2 separate regions of the Homo sapiens genome follow, and region 2 is linked to region 1. Evidence: read pairs that join two places in POLR2A ChIA-PET (ENCODE). Cell type or tissue: PC-9. All regions are shown on one strand.

Region 1 (2,500 bases):
GAGGGTCTGAGAGGAGAGCCCAAGGGGAGGTAATAGAGGGGCACGCCAATCAGGAAGAACAGCATAAGAAAAGGCTTGGAGGCGTAAAAGCCTGCAGGTGGTTCTATCGGATGGGGTGAAGGCTCAAGTGGCCAGAGGTGAAGTTAGAGAGGCCAACAGAGGACCAGTCGTGGCGGAACTTTTATGTCATACAAACCAAGGAGCTTGGTTTTCATGCTTGAGTCATTGTGATTGAGTAACTTTAGTTGAATTGACTATCTGTAATTGAATAATATTAGGCAGAGGGATGATGTGGTCATTTTTGCATTCAGAAAGATGGCTCTGGAAGCAGAATGGATTGGAGGAGGTGAGACTGGAGGCAGGGAAACAGCATGAGTAATGAAGGTGAGAGATCGCAGAGGCTGAACTAGGGGAAATATAGAGGAGGTGATGGATATGAGAGGTGGTGAGGAGGTGAAATCAGTAAGACCTGGTTCCTGGAATGTAGAGGTGAAGGAGAAGCTCAGGATGGTCCCCAGATTAGCCTAAGGCAGTGGGGTGATGGTGGTGCTGTCCACCCAGGTGGGGGAACTGGGAGGTAGGGCAGCTCTGGGTGGACAGAAGATGGAAAGTTGACTTTTGGACATATTGAGAAGGGGGTCCATAGGATAATGGGGTGGAAGGAATATCTCTATTTCTATCACAGCTCTCACCACAGCATTTTATAGATTCCTGCTCAAGAGTCCATTCCACCTCTCCACCACTGGTGAACTGCAAGCTCCTTGAGTCCAAGTCTCACTCATCTCTGGAGTCCCAGGGACTGGCATAGTGATTGGTGCCCCACAACAGGTGCTCAATAAGTGTCCATTGAATGGTAGAGTGGATGCCCCCATGGAGGGATGACTTCAGCTCATTTCATCACTGAGCATTCCTTGGAGTCAAATCCCAAAAAAGTAGATGAAACCTCTCCTTAAAGTAGTGTCCTCCCATTGCCTGCCCCCTACAGCTCTGGACCAAGTGGAATGGGCAGGTGGGCTCTAGACCTGGGACATAGAGTTGGGTGGCTGAGGGGCCCAGGACAGGCTGTGGAGCTGGCTCAGTCCAGACCAGGTCTCCCTGGAGGGGATGCCCACACCTGGGTAGCTCACACAGGTTTCCAGGCAGGTGGGGGCACTTTGGGCTGGAGGAAGGGTGGAGCAGGATGTGAGCTGGAGGCCAGGGAAGGTGGTCCCAGGGCAAACTGGCCATGCTGGCCATGCCATCTGGCAGACCCAAGCTCTGCTGGAGCTCAGCTCCCCCACCTTAAGCTAAACAAGGCCTCTGTCCCCACCACCCATCAGCAGAACCCATGACTCAGACCTGATGGATCCAGCATTGCCGTCATCAAGGAGTGGCTGTTTACCTCAAGGAGCTGGGCACCAGGCCAATCTAAGCAGATGGCATGAAGGCTGCTGGGTGAGGCTGGGGAGTGTTGGCCCAGCCAAGGCACAGGACCCAGGTTTTCACTCTGACCTGGGGCAGAAGATGCAGGAATTGCCCAGCTTTCCTGCCTGAGCCCTGTTTTAGGTCATCTGTGTCCTGATTGTATTGATTCCAGGACCTGTGCAGGTGCCCAGGGCATTTAGGTCTTGGCCTCTCCTCTGCCTCCAGGAATCCCCACTTAAACCCTTTCCTTGGTATCACAGCAGCTACACACATCTCATCTCACATTCTCCTCTCCAGGGCCCTCACAGGTGCCCTGGGAGTCAGGCTGCTGGTGGTACAAATTGGTGAACCCAACATGGGAGATGGAAGAACATGTGCAGGCCCAAAGAGGGGAAGGGATGCACCTAAGCTCACCTAAGAAACTGGTAGCTGGGCTGGGAGCTGAGTGTACAACGAGGCCCTCACCTCCCGCCACTGACTTCCTTGTTCTTTCCATTCTGGCTCTACTGGACTCCTTGGTGTTGTAGCTGCCAACCCTGTTCCCAAGTCAAGGCTTTTGCACTTGCAGTTCCTCTGCTTGGCAGGCTCTTCCCCTGCCACCTCTGCAGGACTCGTTTCTTCTCTGCTCATGTGCTACTATTCAAAGAGAAGCCTCTCCTTTGTCACTCTCCTCTTGGCCACTTGATTTCTCTTCCACATCACATGTCATGTGTTTATTGTTGTCTTTCTTTGTTGTCTATCACCCCACTAGAACGTAAGCTCCTTAAGACAGGGACTTTCTCCATCTTATTTATAGCTGACCCCCTGGTGACTCAGAACAGTGCACAGAATATGGTAGATACTTCATAAGTATTTGTTGAATGAACACACAAACCCAGATTGCCTCACTCCTGGTCCGGAGCTCTCTCCTGTACCTCTCTATGTCTCAGAGAAGCCAGAGGAGGAAAGAGTGCAGGAGGGGTTGGCTTAGGCTGGAGGGTGGCAGCCTTACTCCTTTGCCAGAGACACAACAGGCACTGTGACCCAGGCCACACCTCCTGGGGCCTGTGTGTATCTGGGGGCTCTCTTGGGCACTCACGGCATCCCAGGGGCATGG
Region 2 (2,500 bases), 800 kb before region 1:
AGTATCTATTTTATAGAGTTGTGAGAATTAAGATGATGATAAACATAAGTCACTTAGTGCAGTGTCTGGCACTCAAGTGCTCAGTACTGGCTGGTTTTCACTACAAAGGGCTCTACAGTTGTTTGTTATAGGTATTGGGTTAGTGCAAAAGTAACTGTGATTTTTGCCATTTCAGTGATGAAGACCACAATTACTTTTGCACCAACCCAAATAATTTGAAAATTGGTTCAAAGTGAGACAAGTCTCCACACAAACGAATCTAAACTAAATTGCTTTGGCTTGATTTTTATCCCCAAAATGCTGAACCTTGAAAGATATTATTTGGTTTGCTTTGCATTAATTATAGAATCTACGTATTCTATAATTGTGCATTGTGACTTCCTTTAACGATCAACTGTTAGGTCTTTCCCACCTGTTCTTGGGCCCCAGGCAGCAATAACTAGTATGTTGCCTTCTAACTACCTGATATTTTCTCGTGAGCAGAAATCACTAAACATGTCTCTGCTTCCTTTGACCCAGAGTATCTCCCATGGGGACACCCCAGTGTACCCTTCTCCCCTCTAGTGGGAGAGAACCAAGTGAAAGGGCAGCTTAAAGGACTGTATCCTTGCGATGTGGAAACTCTTGCCAATGGTCTGAGACAAGAAGCCTAGTCAGTATCTTTTAGTGACCTGATTTTTCTCTTGCCTTACTCAGGGAGACCTTGTAGCTGTTGGAGTACTATCTGGAAACAGGAATTTTGAAGGTCGAGTTCACCCCAACACCCGGGCCAACTATTTAGCCTCTCCCCCCTTAGTAATAGCATATGCAATTGCTGGAACCATCAGAATCGACTTTGAGAAAGAGCCATTGGGTAAGATTTTGTTTGTGCAGCCATAATTTTTTTCCAGTGAATTCAGAAATATTACTAGAAGAAACTGCTTTCCTTAATAAGAAATGAAGCATAGAGCCTCCAGGGATAAGACAAAGAAGAGAATAATTTCTTTATTCCCCAATATACAGCTAAGACTTAACTGCAGTAGTTAAAACAAGAATCTACTGAGGGTAAAGGATAACGAAAGGAAAACAGGTGCCAAAAGGAATAGACATCTTGCTATTCTGGTTTCTTCTGTAGTTCCTCCCTTTCTAGCTCTCACTTTAATGATAGGCATTGTTTCAATATATACTCTGTAGAAACATACTGCAGATATTTCAACTTCTCAGAATTCCAAAGAAATGATACATCATTTCCTTTCCCCAGATCAGCTTGCTTGCTCTGCCTGCCTCAATCTATTCTAAGCCGAATAGATAATATGAAAACAATGCCTCTGAAATTTACTTTTAGGAAATCATAACTTTAGACGTACAGTTGATCCTCGTTATTTGTGAGTTCTATGTTTGCAGATTTGCGTAGTCACTAAAATGTATTTTAACCCCCAAATCAGTATTTGTAGTATGTTCACGGTCATTCACAGATCAGCACAAAGGGGTGAAAACTTTATATCATTCAACACACACGTTCTATGCTGAGATCTGATAAGGCGTCACTCTGACTTCTTGTTTCAGCTCTCCTGCGATATATAAGGATCCTTTTCTTGGTCTACGTAGTGCCATGCTTTTTGCATTTTTGTGCTTTTTGTGGTGATTTTGCTGTTCAAAATGGTCCTTGAGCATAGTCCTGAAGTGCTTCTGGTGTTCTTGAGCACAAGCCGACTGTGATGCGTACTGTGTTTAGATAGGCTTCGCTGGAAGTTCAATGTCAGTGAGTCAACAATTGCTATTAAATAAGGTGAATAATAAACCTCACATGAAGCAAGGTTATGTATTGATGGGTGACCAGAGGCTTGCAGGAACCTAACCCTGTATTTCCTCCAGTGGCAGTGATTCCGTATCCAGTCATTCAGTGTTCACACGGGCTTTATAGAACATAACTACCGAGGAGAACGAGGCTTGACTCTGTATAATCATGAAAATTGCATATTAGAAAGTTTTCTCATTAATAAACATTTTTTCCCCAGGAGTAAATGCAAAGGGACAGCAGGTATTTCTGAAAGATATCTGGCCGACTAGAGACGAGATCCAGGCAGTGGAGCGTCAGTATGTCATCCCGGGGATGTTTAAGGAAGTCTATCAGAAAATAGAGGTGAGGTCCCACACTGCCCTCCCCGCCCCAGAGGATCTAAGGGAAAGCTGCTCCCTTTGTGTCCTGTCTGCAGACCTCAAGGCTAACGGAAGTATAAACTATATAAAGTAACATTTATTTCTTCAGATGACTGGGGAGGTGGTTCTCCGTCATTTTTCTCCTGTGACTCGCATTTTTACAAACCCCACCTCCCCCAGATGTTCCCAGATTTGGACAAGTTGGTGACAGCCTAGAGAAGAAAGGCCTCCTCAGGTTCAGCTCTCCAAAACCCCACGCCTTTCTCGGACACCCAGGGGTGTGTGTCAGCTGTGGCGAGGACCCCTGGTGGTCACTATATTGTGTCACTAAGTGGAGTCCATTGGTCGAATGCACCTCTCA

Evidence for each region. Peaks named below come from ENCODE experiments on the same cell type or tissue, not always from the same donor. Only the 100,000 strongest peaks of a DNase experiment are listed, where the experiment ranks them.
Region 2: POLR2A ChIA-PET joins it to region 1 with 27 read pairs; 2 of 35 experiments call an interaction of 5 or more read pairs at or near these places.

The regions. Positions count from the first base shown.
Region 1 is chr9:33,232,793-33,235,292 of GRCh38, forward strand. No RefSeq gene overlaps it. Among named protein-coding and RNA genes, the nearest start is that of SPINK4, 6.1 kb to the right of the region's middle. RefSeq lists an enhancer at 611-1,810. In PC-9, no CTCF peak of the experiment used is centred here; a DNase peak (open chromatin) is centred at 1,379; H3K27ac peaks cover 776 bases.
Region 2 is chr9:32,429,722-32,432,221 of GRCh38, forward strand. It overlaps ACO1 (aconitase 1), which reads left to right. Exons shown (of 21, transcript NM_002197.3): 14 at 697-853; 15 at 1,998-2,122. Among named protein-coding and RNA genes, the nearest start is that of ACO1, 46 kb to the left of the region's middle. In PC-9, a CTCF peak has its summit at 2,437 (motif pointing left); a DNase peak (open chromatin) is centred at 1,160; H3K27ac peaks cover 1,779 bases.